2 separate regions of the Mus musculus genome follow, and region 2 is linked to region 1. A link is a loop called in an ENCODE intact Hi-C map of the cell type or tissue named here. Cell type or tissue: left cerebral cortex. All regions are shown on one strand.

Region 1 (8,000 bases):
TCGTGTCTCTCAAGTGCCGCATCACTGAGACACGCACAGCCCATTTTGATTGTTGAAGACTGGCTCGATGCCTCTCCTCTGTGGCCTTGAACTATGCTCATGGCTTTGACACAGGTTCTCATTGTGTGGCCCCAGCTGCCCTCAGTGCTTTGATCCTCCTCCCTCACTGTCCTCAGCACTAAAGGAACGGTGTGCCGCCCCCACAGCCGGCCTTGCTTTCTCAGATATGACTGCAGAGTTTGAGTGGTTTAGCCAGCTTCCAGAGAGAGAAGAGGAGAGATGTCTGTACAGCTCTAACACAGCGTTTCCTTTCCTCAGTGACCATGCAGCAAGTGGCCAGGACAGTGGCGAAGGTCGAACTCTCGGACCATGTGTGTGACGTGGTGTTCGCGCTCTTTGACTGTGATGGTGAGTGGGGTCCCGTGGAGTGGAGAGGGTGCACCCGGCCTTGCTGTAGTCCTAGATCCTGTTTGTAGTGGGGCAGTTTTATATGGCAGCATCACCTCCACAGCGGTCGGCCCTTGGCATTGTGAGCTTGAGAGTCACCACCCTGGGCCCCAGTCTGTGTTAGCCACGTCTCTGGGTTCATTTTGGGTTTTTGTTTTCTTTCTTTCTTTGTTTAGTTTTGTTTTGTTGAGATGGGGGTGTCTCTATGTAACCCTGGCTAGCCTGGAACTTACTGTATACACCATGACTGAGCGCCATGATTAAGGAAGTGTAATACCACACCCAGGACATTTTCCATTTCCTGTGATTCCACCTTGCCTGTGGGTTTAAATTAGTGACCACATGGGTTTCAAAATGAAAACAGCAATCACATTTGTTCTCCCAAATTGTAACCCTGAGGATCCCCAGACATGTCATTTTCTCTGGAAAATAAAGATGCAAAAAAAAAAAAAAAAAAAAAAAAAATTTTTTTTTTTTTTTTTTGTTTTTCGAGACAGGGTTTCTCTGTGTAGCCCTGGCTGTCCTGGAACTCACTTTGTAGACCAGGCTGGCCTCGAACTCACAAATCCACCTGCCTCTGCCTCCCGAGTGCTGGGATTAAAGGCGTGTGCCACCACACCTGGCAAAAGATGCAAAAATATTAACACACACACAGTTTGTTGCCAGTAGGTGAGAACACACATTTCAATGTCTCTAGAAAGAAGATGGCTGCGGCTCTGTTCTTACAGAACATAGTGGATGCCAGAGCCTGTGCCACGTACTGAGAATAGCAAGAGAAATGAGGGGCAGGGCAGATCACTGGCTGCTCGTACCGAGGGCAAAGGCTCAGTTCACAGCATCCAGGAGATCTGTCACCTCCTGACCTCCTCGGGTACCAGCCACGCACAGAGTGAATATGCACGTAGACACTATGCACACAGAATTTTATAAATTAAAAGAAAAAAAGAGATGGGGTGCAATCCACCTTGGGAAGGATGTATAAGCCCAGACCAGCAAGGGTTCCAGGGCCAAGGCTAAGGATGAGCAGGTTGGCCAGGTAAAGGGCGACAGGGACACCTCCCAGGAGGAAAAGCAGATTGAACTGGAGCCTCGCCACACCCCAGGGGTCCTCATTCCTTGCTACAGAAAGTAGCCACACTGCTCCCCTGCAGCACAGAGTCCTCTCCACACTGCTCCCCTGCAGCACAGCGTCCTCTCTTTGCCCCATTATTGCGATGTCTCTTCTGCAACCTGGGAGCATTCCAGGGACCAATGCACAAGGTTCATCCATCTCTGTTCCAACACAGACCTGACTTATGCTCTATTCAAAGCATCTGTGGGCTCTGTTTAGAAACAGGGAAGGAGCTGGGTGATTCATCCTGAGCTAAGGTTGAGAGTAGTTGAGTGTGTGCTGGGCTGCAGAACCCACAGGGTGTAGGGGCTGGAATTTCTCAGTGGCTTTTATCCCAGAGTCCCCACTTACACCTTTGTGTCTCCTCATCCTCCAGGCAATGGGGAGCTGAGCAACAAGGAGTTCGTTTCCATCATGAAGCAGCGGCTGATGAGAGGCCTGGAGAAGCCCAAGGACATGGGCTTCACCCGCCTCATGCAGGCCATGTGGAAATGTGCCCAAGAAACTGCCTGGGACTTTGCTCTGCCCAAATAGTATTCCCACCTCCTGCACCTTAGCACCCTGCAAGCCCTGGAGTGGCCCTTCATGCTGCTGATGCATCGGGAGTGGTGCCCACCTCCCCATCTTTCTGGGAGTAACCTCTGGGCTCAGCCGGCTTCCCTCTCCACCCTGCCCTGACCCCATCAGTGTTCTGCTAGGCTCTGAGTCTGCAGTCGGATGGAAGGTCCTAAAACAGGACTGAGGCTTCAAAGTAGAGACCTTAGTTAACTCCCTTAGCAAGTGCCCTGTGGGTCAGTGCAGGAGCCCTCCCAACCCCGGCCAGCCCGGGAGGGAGGCAGCTCTGCTCTGCTCTGACATCTGTCTCTCGCTGTGGATTTATAGTAGCAAGAACACTCCCTGCCATTTTCCTCCTGCTGTTTTTAAGCTGCAAGTTTGGAAATGAGCTGGCAGGCGAAAGGAAGTGTGATGAATGATAATGCAGATGACCCTGGCACCCTGAGCTGGCAGGAAGCCTGGCCAGAGGAGGGTCTGTGTTAGCCACCAGGGGCTCCAGGAAGGCACTGTGCCCCCAGCAGAATCCAGATTCCAAGTGGCTGCTTTAAGCAGCTCTCCAGAACTTCCCAGCTCTGTGGTTTCCTCCCAGGCTCCCTGCGATGCCTCCTCTGGGACTCTGCTTCACTAGAGCAATGGCTGAGCCCCTGTCCCTGTGTCTCATCCCCTCTCTATGGACCTGTGGAGCCCAGACCCAGCTCAGAGCCTAGCTGCCCTCTGTCTAAGACACTCGTAAAATATCACTTTAATTATAGCACTTTGCAGGAAATACCCGCAAGAGCTCTGTGTCCTTTCTTTCTTTTAGGCCGTTCCTCTGGGCCCTTGTTTTTTGTCATCAGCCAGAGACTGATGCTCTCTCGTCACAAGCAACTTGAGGCAGGTACAAAAGACACATGTTTGCACATTAGGGTAGCATTGTGCCATCTCCTTTGAAGTGTTGCTTCCGAGGAACTGTCACACACAGTCCCTGACACAGACCTATGAGCATCCGGTATGTTGGATGTGCATTGAGAACCATAGCAACAGTGTTGTCTGATGGACTCGGCTCCACCGCTCAGTGGTGCTGAGCCCGGTCCCCATCTGTTCGTTCATCTGTGAAATGATAGATTGAGCTGGATGGGCCCGAAGTTCCCTCCTATGAGCCCCTGCTTCAGCTCTCCAGAACCTCCAGGGTCTGCCTCAGCGTGGGACTCCACCCTGACTCAGAACACAGCCAGGGGTGATTGGGCAGCAAGAGAGCTGGGGCCTCTGCCCACACCTGCACAGGAAAGCAGAGGTGGGCACTTCCTCTATGCCTCCCTTCCACGAGGCCGGCTTCGCTCTCCGCTGAGACGTGCCCCGTCTTCACCACTCTGCCTGGAGTCTTAAGTGCGGGCTTTGCTGTGCTGGGTGCTCTAAGCCTGAGGCATCGGTGCAGTGTAAGTGTGTCTTAAATATGACCCAGTAATCCCCGCTCACCCTCTCCCCCGTTTCCCTTCTCCAGAAAGCCATCCACGGGCTGGGTGGGACATTTACTTCCCCCCACAAGAACTCTTCAGGGGAGCGGCTGGGCTTCCTTAACCCGAGGTTCACTGTTATCCTAGGAGACCAGAAGAGGAATCTTAGAAACTGTTGCTAAGGGCAACTTAAGAATGCTCCATGATTTAAAAAAAAAAAAAAAAAAAAAAAAATTTTTTTCAATTGCTTCTAGTGCCCCACCTTGTTTCTGCTATGGCTGAAGCACATACTCTAGGGAAAGGAGGAAAGGGGAGAGGTGGACAATGGCTGCTGCCACACAGTTAAGAAGAAACTTCACGGGCCAAGGAGGCTAGTGCTAGCTCCAGGGTGCAAGCCTCGAGCAGACCAAACCCACAGGGGTCATGAGAAGTCAGGCAGGAGCAGAGACTGGCTCAGCTGTGGACTTCCAGTGCCACCTGCTGGCAGAACTGCTCAGTGCAGGAGTCCAGCTTGCCAGCAGGGCTGGGTGGCCCAAAGGCATAGCAGAAGAAACTGAGAGGATCCAACTGCAGGTGAAAGAGAGGGAAATGGTGCATTGCTCTCTGACTTAGAAAATGAATTTAATGAGTAAATGTATGTTCTTCGAGCTATTCGATGTCACCTTCACTAATCAGCAACTGTAGACGAGGCACTGAGCAAGGTCTTTGAGGAGCATGCGCATAAAGAGGAAAACAGGAAGGTGCAACAGCTGCTACCGTGAAGCAGCTTTCCATCCGATACCTATGTGTAAGCCCACACACGCTGCCGGAAGAAGAAGTGGGATTGGGGTTGGTTTGTCGTTTTGAATAGGCCTGTGAGTTGAGTAGAAGGGTCCAAAGATTGAGGAGCAGGAGGACCAAGGGAATGCAGATTCAAAGGCCAGGTCCATCCTGGAAACTGGAGTCCAGGGTTCCTAACGTGGTTTAGGGACTGATTCTGCGTTACAACAGGGAGCCAAGTGTGGCAAGCGTTGTAGCTGGCAGCACATCTGTAATTCCAAAACTAACAGGGAGCGGGGGTCGGGGTGGGGGAGGGGTGGGTTGGGGTGCAACTTTGGGCAAAAGATCACTTTGAGTTCAAAGCCAACCCAGACTAGATGGTGAAACACCGTCTCAAAGGAAAGAGTGGGAATGAAGATAACAACCATACAAAGTAACTCAGAAACCATCCATCTGGTGGACATTTGGGATTGGGAGTGTAGCACAGTGTAAGAGTTTGTGTCAGCGTGCCTGAGACCCTGGGTTCCACCACCAGCATACTTGAGTGCTCAGAACTGAGTATACTACTGGGTGTGCTTTATACAGAGGCAGCGGCAAGCTCACTGACAGCTGGACCTCAGTATGCGTGCTGTCCTGGGTTTGGTCCCTAGCACCATTTAAAAAAAAAAAAAAACCCTAAGGAAAAATTATAAATCTCCATTATTAGGTCTGGCATGGTTGCAAAAGCCTTTTATCCCGTCACTCGAGAGGCAGAAGCAGGCAGATTTCTATGAGTTGAAGGTTGGCCTGGTCTGCACAGTGAGTTTCAGAACAGCTGGGGCTATTTAAAGAGACTCTGTCTCAAATAAATAAATAGATGAATGAGTGAATGAATGAGTAAATAAATGGATGGATGGATGGATAAATACTTCCATTCTTGCAGAAGACAGGCTGACAGTATGCTATGCACCTGCCACAACAGACTAAGTGGGGGGAGTCACAGGACTGGGGGAATGTCTCAGTGGGTAACATGCTTGCCACACAGGCCTGACAACCTGAGTTTTGGTTTGGATCCTGAAAACTCAGTAGAATACAAGACTCTAGTTCCAGATGAGCCTCTCCTGGAGGGTGGGAGGTGGAGACAGAAGAACCCTGCAACAGTTCCCTTGGCATGTGCAAGCAATGAACAGGAGAGAGCCAGTCTCAAGGTGGCAGGTGAGGTTTGACACCCAAAATTTTCCTTTGACCTCCACATACATGTAATGGAGTATGTGCACCTGAACACAAGACACATAGAGAACACACATGTAAATAAACTTGGGGTTACAGGCATGTACCACCATGCTCAGTTTTATACAGTGCTGGGGACTGAACCCATGACTTCATGCATGCTAGACAGGACAAGCACCCAACCAATTGAGCTACATCCTGGTATTAGGAACTTTAAAATGCATAAAATTACCAATAATCAACAGCTTAAAAAAATAGCGCTGTAGGTAAAGGTGGGAGAGGGGTGTTGGCTGGGCAGTGGTGACACAAGCCTTTAATCCCAATACTTGAAAGGCAGAGGCGGGCAGATCTCTGAATTAGAGGCCATCCTGGTCTACAGAGTGAGTTCCAGGATAGCCAAGGCTACATGAAGAAACCCTATCTCAAAAAAAAACAAAATAATAATAATAATAACAATAAATAGTACTGTAAGCAACTCTGTGCCAATAACTGTGAAATTACTATTTTCTCGAACATATCTTACCAGACAGACATAAAATTCAAGTAGCCAAACCACAATATATTTAATCCATAAAAATTATAACAAAAAGTGCCAATCACAGATGGACTGGTGGGGAAGAAAGGCAACTATAGGGCCCTGTAAATAAGTTAGGACAGCCATATTAATAATTAGGAGCCACTGGGGGCACTAAGAGGGAAAATGCTGTAATAAACTGCACTGTGTTTACCTTCTTCAGTACTGAAGTTAAAACCCATCATTTTGTGCATATACCAGCCAAGCACTGCACATTGGGCTGCACTCCCAAAGGCCAGCCCTGCATTTTTGAATGGTCAGTTTTCTTGCGATGCATTAAGTGGGCTTCAGTGGAGTCCACAGTGAGTCATAAGCTCCCCCAGAACAGTGGCTCTCAAACATCCTAATGCTGCGCCCCTTAATACAGTTCCTTGTGGGACGGTGAAAGGCAGCCTGTTTTCTGGTCAAGCTAAGTTCAAACCCTGGAGACCCAGCAGATGAATCTGCAAGGGACAGAAGGCCCGTTTGCCATGCTCCCAGACATAGGCTCCTAACGAGACCCAAGCTGCATAATTCTGTGGCCATCAGTCAGGTAAGCTGTCTGGTCTCTCTCTCTCTCTCTCTCTCTCTCTCTCTCTCTCTCTCTCTCTCTCTCTCTCTCTCTCTCTCTCTCTTTCCCTCCCTCCCTCCCTCCCTCCCTCCCTCCCTTCCTCTTTGTTTTTTTTTCAAGACAGGGTTTCTCTGTGTAGCCCTGGCTGTCCTGGAACTCACTCTGTAGACCAGGCTGGCCACGAACTCAGAAATCCTCCTGCCTCTGCCTCCCAAGTGCTGGGATTATAGGTGTGTGCCACCACTGCCCAGCAAGCTCTTGTTCTCTTACTCTCACCTCTTGCTCTTCTTCTCCCCCTCCCTTCTCCTCTTTCTCCATGTGGCCATGGCCACCCTCTGATTCGCTTCTCTTCTCCTCCCCTCCCCTCCTCTTCTCTCTTCCTCCCCCCTCCCTTCCCCTCCCCTCTCCTCCTCTTCTCCCTCCCTCCCTCCTCCCCTCCCTCCCTCCCTCCTCCCCTCCCTCCCTCCTTTTCTACAATAAAGCTCTAAAACCATGGCAGGAACCACCCAGCACCTTCTCCCCTTGCCCCTTCTCCACACACACACACTTTGTTCTCAGCTCTTCCTGGACATCCAGCCGAGACTGGAATGTCAGAGAATGAGAACCTATTGTATCTGACTTCCGTTAGGCCCAGAGACCCCAGAGCCCGCTCTTTCTCTGTGGTGCCTGAGAGTCGGACTGTGCCTTCCCCACTCACCTCCGAGCAGGGTCAGGCGGCCTCACACGGCCCGCCCGACACCCTTCCCAAGGTGGTTCTATGGGGTCCCGCGGCAGTCTCCAGCATCTGCCTGTCCAGTCTCCTGCATCCACCTGTCCCGTCTTCCTGAGTTGGGACTCGGGTCTCTCCCACCCCTGTATTTTCCCACGTCCAGCGCCAGGCAGTTCCTCATGGTGTGACCCCCAACCATAACATTTTCATTGCTACTTCATAACTGTAATCTGCTACTGTTTTGAACCGTAATGCAAATATCTGTGTTTTCAGATGGTCTTAGGCGACCCCTGTGGAAGGGTCATTTGACCCCCACAAATGGATCGTGGCCCACGGGTTAAGAATCACTGCCCAGGTTGTATCAGGCTGCAGCACCGGAAGGAAGGTTTAGAGGAAGGCGAGACCACAGCATCTTGTGACTGGATAAGGGGCAAGCATGAGGCACGAATCACGGAAGATGGCTAGGTTGTCAGTCATGACTTGTAATTGGGTAACATAGTGCTGTGGTTGCTCTTCATGGCCCTGCGAAGCTGAGAGAAGAGTCAGGGTTAGACAGAAGACGAGCCCTTCTTCAGAACGGAGGTCGGGGGCTGGTGAGGTAGCTTAGCAGTTAAGAGCATTTATTCTGGCAAAGAATCTGGGTTCGGTACCCA
Region 2 (8,000 bases), 470 kb before region 1:
GCTCCTTTACCTACACACTGGGGATTTGACCTCTATCTCCACTCTCATTAATATGGGTGGCCTATTTGCTCTTATTAAAAGAAAAAGGGGGAACTGTGGGAAGCCGCCCCCACATTCGCCGTCACAAGATGGCGCTGACATCCTGTGTTCTAAGTTGGTAAACAAATAATCTGCGCATGAGCCAAGGGTATTTACGACCACTTGTACTCTGTTTTTCCCGTGAACGTCAGCTCGGCCATGGGCTGCAGCCAATCAGGGAGTGATGCGCCCTAGGCAATGGTTGTTCTCTTTAAAAGAGGGAAGGGGTTTTCGTTTTCTCTCTCTTGCTTCTTGCGCTCTCTTGCTTCCCTCTCTTGCTTCTTACACTCTGGCCCGATAAAGATATAAGCAATAAAGCTTTGCCGTAGAAGATTCTGGTTGTTGTGTTCTTCCTGGCCGGTCGTGAGAACGCGTCTAATAACACCTGCTAGACTTGAGCTGGATTCTCAGGACTCAGCCAGGCATGGTGATGCCTGTGTGTAGTCTCAGAGCCTAGAGACAGAGACAGGTGGCTCCTGAGATTGCTGGGCAGCCGGCCTAGCTTAATTGGCAAGTTGCATGCCAGTAACAGACTGCACTATTAAAAAAAAAAGTGTGTGATTTTAATTTGCAACTTTAAAAAAACAAAGTTTCCAATCAATAAATAAATGCAGTCGGGTGCACACTTTTATACTTTTCATCTCAGCTCTCAGGGGACAGAGGCAAATGGATCTCTGTGAGATTGAGTCCAGTATGTTCTACATAGTGAGTTCATGCTGGCCATGACTGTACAGTGAGACCCTGCAAGTATATAAATAAAATTAAAAAGGTAGGTGGCACCTGAGGAAAGACAGCTAAGGGTATCCTCTGCCTTCTACACACACGAGCTGATGCACACAAAGACACATGCACACTGAGTCGCTCTACTGTAGCTGTGAAGAGACACCAGAACCAAGGCAACTCTTACAAAAGTAAGCATTTAAGTGCTTATAGTTTTAGAGGTGGAGAGCATAGAGTGGTCCACAGGCAGTGGTGCTGGGGAGGTAGCTGAGAGCTTTATATCCTGATCCACGAGTGTGTGTGCAAAAGAGAAGGAGAGAGCAACAGAAAGACAGAGAGACTGGAGCTCTGGAGCTCAGGGCCCACCCTTTGTGTCACCTGTAACTGGAAATATTAAAAAAGAACCACCAAGTTCCTGCACTCTATCTAGCTACTCTCTGCCCACCAACTCTCTGGTAGGACTGGACCTCTGGAGTTCCCTTCACTGCCATGCCAGCCCCACGCAATGACCATCCACCCTGCTGTCAAATGCCACAACATCCAGCAACCTGGTAGAAACAAAACTCTAGAAGCTTATAATTAACAAGTCAGATTTATATATCAATAAATTCTCAACTCATAAGATGCCCACACAATAATTTCAGGGCCAATTGATAATGGTACAAGCTGCCCACCTAGATTAGACAAGTTATCCCAATTATTCTATCCTTTATGATATCATAGCTACCTGTGGCTATTTAAAGCCATGCTGGTTCAGGATCTCCTTCCTGTCTGTCCTCCATTTTGTTTTTCCTCCCTTTCTCCCTGAGTCGCTCTCTGTCCCTGCAACTCTTTGCTCTACCTCTCTTTTCCCCGTCCAATCACAGGCCTCCTGCTGCACTAATATTTCAATGTAATTTGACAGGGAAAATCCTGCCATAGCACACTTCCTCTAACAAGTCCACACCTCCTAGACCTTCTAATCCTTTCAAACCATTCCATTTCCTGATGACTGAGTATTCAAATATATGAATCTATGGAGACCATTCTTATTCAAACCACCACATATACACATACACCCATCACCCCCTAACTCCAGAAACAAACTCTCTCTAGTTAACACAGTTGCAGCTGAAGAGGTCTCCACCCCTCAGTGGGCAGAAACCCAGGAAGCAATGAGAGCTCCTGTCTGCTCTTGAGAGTGTGCACTCTACTGGTCGAGAAAAGACCCTCATGGAACTAGCCATCACCCACCCCATAACTCATTTGAAAGTTTTCCTCAAGAGTTCAAGGCAAAGTCTGCATGGGTGCTTCAGAAGGGATGGCATGATGGCATGATATGGTCCTGCCCCTGGAGTAGAGCAGCCCCTGGCCTGTTCATGGGACTCCATGAGTGTTAATGGTTGCTGTAGGCATAAGGCTTGTTTGTATAATAATGTACATATTTTCATGTTCTTCCTTTGGGGAATGCTCTCTCTGCCAGGGTTAATGACTCCATGATAATTAGAAACAGTACAAATCTGGAAGGCTAAAATGTGTTTATGTTCCTCAGCAAAATGGTAAATGCTGTGACCTTCTTCTGGACAGCCCTTAAGGCTGTGGGAAAGAACTCTGAAAACATGAGTTCAAAAATATATAATTTCTGAACTATACAAAATAAGTTCTATGAGGGGCGTCACAGGTCTAAAAGAACAGAGGCAGCTGCACTATGAGCCAGCTTGTCAGGAAGATACTTAGAAGGAGATAAAGAGGTTTAGGGAGTGGTGATCTTGGAGTGAGATCCCACCCAGCTAAACTTACTGTCTTACAAAGGCAGGCAGATCTCTGAGTTCAATTGCTATGTTTAAAAAAAAAATGTACTTGCTCTCTTTTCTAGGAATCAAGGGGCTAAGGTCATAAGATGCTGATTCATGGGATAAGCAAAAGGAAACCTGGGGTGGAGGATTGAACTGATATGCAAATAAAAGACTGGGCTTTGGTCTGCACGGGCTGAGCTGTCTGGAGATCAGCCTGGAGAGATGCCTTGAGCAGAAGACAGGGCTGTCAGCTTACACCTAGGATTGACTTTGAGTCCTTTCTTTTGCCACTCCCAAACACCCCTTACTCAGGAACCCTGAGTAAGGTCCTTGAGTAAGGTCTGAGGCTGGTCCTTGGCAGGTGATGGTGCATGGCTTTAATCCCAGCACTCGGGAAGCAGAGGCAGTCAGATCTCTGTAGGCCAGCCTAGTCTACAGAGCAAGTTCCAGGACAGACAAAGCTACACAGAGGAACCCTGTCTCAAAAAAAAAAAAAAAAAAAAAAAAAGGTTTGTGACAAGACTCAACCCCATGCTTTTGGGAGACAAGGGAGTCTTCAGTTGGCCTTTCTGAAGACACCAACTCAGTTGGGAGCCTGACAGTCCTGTCCAAAGACAGCAGCCAGCACGCTGCATATGCGGCCACCTGTTTAAGAAGCCACTGTGATGGGAACTGGTTCATTATGGAAAATGTTCTTCCTCTTTCTGTTATTTGTAGCTCTGGAGTTATGCAATCCCACCACTATTATGGAGTCAGAAAACTGATTCTGAGTGGAAAAATGGGGCGGACATCTGCTGTTGCCAGTTTTTCTATTTACATCCTGCATGTAAGGTTTTAACATCAATGCTTAAATCTAAGGCATTAATATAAGAAAGTAAGAAAAACAATACTTGCCACAACATTTCTGTGAACAAGATTTTACAATTCAACTTTATAGTGATTTAAATAAAACCATTAATTTTTCTGGACAGTACTGTTATTTGGACTTTAAAGAAAAAAGTCCGTTGAGAGCATGTTTAAATCTAGAGTTAAAGATGGCGTCCATTCATCCATTTGGACTCAAGGTGGGAAAAAAGAGTGAAGAATTGTGGAACACTGAGGTGCAGCAGAAATAGTGGTCTGTGAAATAAAACCTTTGAAGGGTTGAGCTGTGAGCTTTGTACCACCCTGTATATGGGCAAGCAAGGGTCACTGAGGTAAGTCGGCTGATAAAGGGGCTTGCCTCTAAACCTGAGTTTCTTCCTGGTAGGAGGAATTGATCCAACGCTCTGCCTAGCATGCCTGTAGCCCTGGTTTCTATCCCCAGCCCTACACGTAGCATTAGGGGAAAGTAGCTACACTAAAAAGGCAAGGGGCCACTGAAGCTTCCTTTGAGAGCACAAGAGGAAAGCATCAGATGCTGAGAACTAAGACACCAAGCCTGGGAAGACCTCCCTGGTTCCTCCGTGTGAGCTTTGTCCTCCATCTGTTGGATAAATCTGGAAAGGCGTTCCCTAGAGTGACTCGGCTCCCAGAAAACCTTAGGGCTTGATTATTGCCAACAATCCTGAGTTCCAAACTTCAATACAAATTCTTAATCTCTCTTCCAGAGTCTACTGAGAAAGCAGGGAGGAAAAATATTACCAGGAGTGTTTTCAGCCTCCAAAGTTAGATGCAAAGGGCTAGATGGAGGGTGGGTTTCAACAGGCCAGATTGGGCATGTCTCTGAAACTGTGTGGTGGGCAGATGTGATTGACAGCTGCCTGTAAGCTCTGTACCCAAGGAGCAGAGTCAGGAGGATTGGGAGTTCAAAGCCAGCCTGAGCTACACATGATCCTGACTCTAAGTGATCAGCCAACCCAAGCCTTCCAACAGTCTTTATTACCTTTTGTAAAGTGATACAGGCTGTTACGTTCTTAGATTTGCCTGCCCGAGTTGTGGGGATAAAATGAGCCACTGAGCACTGAGCCCTGGGTACTCGGCTGTAAAATATTTGAAGTTGCTTTTGAAGTTGAATGCCAATATTTTCCGGGCTTCCAGTTTTAATGTTCATTTTCAGTTGTAAATATTTTATGTAGTTATTTACTTACATAATACTGTTTGTAAATTTACAACCAGATGTTAGACCAGATGACCACTCTGCTATTTGAGATTTATAGATGTCAATACTCGTCAATCAAACCCCAAACAGTTGAGGTTTATGCTTTATGGAATATTCATCGGAAACACTCAAGTCATCCTATGTTACGAAACAACAAGGTGATTCCTTGGCACCAGCAAGTAGGCATGCAGACTCCATTGCCACTGTCTCACCAGGATGTCCTGCATGCAAGAACTTATTTTGAATATCCCATCTGTTGTGTTTACCCTGTAATGGTAATTAAAGATACATTACTATCCTTGTGTTCCTAAAGCTGGCAGCTTTGAACTTATACTGTATGAGTGAATTCTGTTGGTACTGGAGCCCATTGCTGAGCACTGGTGCTGGGACTGGATCTGAGGATACAGGAGGAGTTCCCTGTGCTAAGCAAGCAGTTGTGTGCAGGGCTTCGTGGAACACAAGCCAGCAGGGCTCATCCTCAGTAGGACTGTCCAGTGTCTCAGCAGAAGGCTGCCATAGAGAACAGGAGCAGTATATCTCAAGAGTGCAAAGGAGAGAGAGATTCTCCTTTACTGAGAATTCTGTATCTGGCAAAAGTGTGCTTTGAAAAGGAGGGAAACAATACATTCCTGTTGAAGCTAATTCTTTTATTACTTTATGGGGTTCTTATACCTTTACCTCCCTTCCAACCTTATTTTCCCCCTAATCCCTTCCAGCCCCCCTGCCCCCCCCAACACTAAGTAGGAGAGGAAGGTTAGAGGGAAAATGGGGGAGCATAGATCTCTTCTCGACAACAAAACAGACTACTTCCTGCTGCGGGTTCCTTGGGGTAAGTCCTATCTGTGTCATCAGAATATCTCCGGCTTCTTATCAAACCACAACAATAGCAACCTGGAGTAGCAGGGACCAACAGCAGTCACCTCTTCCTCCTCCTCCTCTTCCTTCTCTTTCTTCTTCAGAGTGCCTCAGTCCCTTGCTGGGCTCTGGCGTTTATTCCCTCTCCAGAGTCCCCAGAATTAAACTATCTGCAGCTGACAAAAGCCATGCCCCCTCCTAGCTAACAATCATAGTTAGTGGCTGTGGACAAACGGAAGCAGCCCCATATCCCATACCTGGGATTAAAACACAAACATATTCACATAACATAACACCCGCACAAACCAAAGAAACAAAAAGCTTCTACAATGAAAAGTTTAAGAAATGACAGAAGACACTAGAAGATGGAAAGACCCTCCCACACTCAGGAATCAGGAAATTTAACACCGTGAAAATGGCCATCCTATCAAAATCAATCTCCAAATTTAGTGAATTCTCAATAAAAATTTCTGGGCCATCCTTTACGACATAGAAAAAAAAATCTTAAAATTCAGATGGAATCACAAAAGGCCCTGATAGCCAAAGCAACCCTGAGCCAAACGACCACTGCTGAAGATATCATCATATCTGACTCCAAGTCATGCCACAGATCTATCACAATAAGAGCAGCTCGGTACCAACACAAACACCCAGATCAACGGAATAAAAGACGCAGACACAAGCTTACATGGCCACGCGTGTAACAAGACAAATATACAAAAGCTGCGCTGGAGAAAAGACAGCCATGTCTAAAAATGGTGCTGGGACAACTGGGCATCAGCATGTAGAGGAACAGAACCAGATCCTTATCTCTCACACAAACTCAACTCCAAACAGACCAAGGACCTCAACATGTGACCAGGCACCCCAAAACTACTACAGGAAAAAGTCGGGAGCATGCTTCAGGATCTAAGCAGGGGTGAAGCCTTTCTGAGTAGAACTCCAGCAACACAGGAAGAGCAATAATCAACAAGTGGGAGGTCATGAGACCAGGTGTGTCCTCCCAGCAAATGAAACTGTCAATCAAGCGAAGGGCTGGTCTATAAGACGAAAGATTTTTGGTATCTAGAGAATTGTCATCTAGGATATACAAAGATCTCAAAACACCAAGATAGCAAACGACCCAACTAAAAATGAGCTATAGAATTAAACAGAGAGTTCTCAGAAAGAAACCAATGAGTACTTTTAAGTGTTTGAGACTTTTAACCATCAAGGAAGTACGTATGAAAACTTCTTTCAGGTTCCATGTTCCCCAGGGCATCATTGAGTAAACTAAAACCAACATACACAGTGGATATGAGCAGAAAGAAACCCTTTAATTCACTTTTAATTTTATATATGGTATATGTGTGTTGCCTGCATGTATGTCTGTGAACCATGTGTGTGGTTAGTGCCTACGCAGGACAGAAAAGGGTGTCCTGGACCTCCTGGAACTGGAATTACAGATGGTTGTGAGCCACTGTGTGGGTGCAGAGAGTCGAACCTTGGTTCTCTGGAAGAGCAGCCAGTGCTCTTAACTGCTGAATCATTTCTCCAACCCAAACAGACTTAGCACACTAACGGGTGCAAGTGTAAACTAGTGTCACTGTGGAAATCAGCCAACACATGACCCAGCTATGGCACTCCTGATCATGTACCCAAAAGGCTGCATCCTACTTCAGAATCCTGGCATGTTCATGTTCATTGATGCTTTATTCGCACTAACTAGGAAATGGGATTGGCCTCTGTGTCTGTCAACTGATAAATAACAAGAAACAATGCATACACGAAACAGAACAGAAAGGAGGTAAGTCAGGCCCAGAAAATCAAACAGAATGTGTTGTCTCTTGTACATGGCTTTTAGCTTCAACTTTGAGAGGTGATAACATTGGAATGCCTGGAAAGATCTGGAGTCAAGGAAAAGAGCCATAGAGGGAGTGGGCAGAGGGAAGGGTACGTGAAGGGAATGGGGATAATAGAAAACAGGAGACAGGAAAACAGAAGGAGGGAGGACTGGGGGGGGGGGTGACAAGACTTATCCAGGGAGGGCAAGAGATAGGGGAGAAAGGAATGTGAGGTATGTGAGAAGAGTCAGTGAAAGCTAAGGATATGTGGAGCCTGGAGAGGTGACTTGGTGGTTAAGAGCATTTGCTGTACCCACAAGGTGGCTTATCTTCATCCATAACTCCAGTTTCAGGGGATCTGATGCTCTCTTCTGACTTCCTTAGGCATCAGGCATCCCCGTGATACACATATATACACACAGGCAAAATATACATACACATGAATGAAATAAACAATACTGCCTTTTAAAAGGGGGAGGGAGAGATGGCTCAGTGGTTAAGAACACAGGCTGCTCTTCCAGAGGACCCAGGTTTGATTCCCAGCAACCACATGGTGGCTCATCATTGTCTGCAGCTCCAACCTCAGGAGATTCAGTGTCCTCTTCTGCTCTCCAGGCACTAGGCACACATGAGGCTTACAGACATACGTGTGGACCGAACATGCATACA

Evidence for each region. A loop is a pair of places that touch in the nucleus more often than their neighbours do. Peaks named below come from ENCODE experiments on the same cell type or tissue, not always from the same donor. Only the 100,000 strongest peaks of a DNase experiment are listed, where the experiment ranks them.
Region 2: it touches region 1 in a loop (2.6-fold over the local background); 1 of 42 quality-filtered maps calls a loop at or near these places.

The regions. Positions count from the first base shown.
Region 1 is chr10:59,861,245-59,869,244 of GRCm38, forward strand. Micu1 (mitochondrial calcium uptake 1) reads left to right here. Exons shown (of 12, transcript NM_144822.3): 11 at 319-408; 12 at 1,935-2,890. The coding sequence ends at 2,092. Among named protein-coding and RNA genes, the nearest start is that of Dnajb12, 14 kb to the right of the region's middle. In left cerebral cortex, a CTCF peak has its summit at 4,035 (motif pointing left); DNase peaks (open chromatin) are centred at 1,849, 3,210 and 4,034; H3K27ac peaks cover 268 bases.
Region 2 is chr10:59,386,599-59,394,598 of GRCm38, forward strand. No RefSeq gene overlaps it. Among named protein-coding and RNA genes, the nearest start is that of Pla2g12b, 13 kb to the right of the region's middle. In left cerebral cortex, no CTCF peak of the experiment used is centred here; DNase peaks (open chromatin) are centred at 564 and 3,274.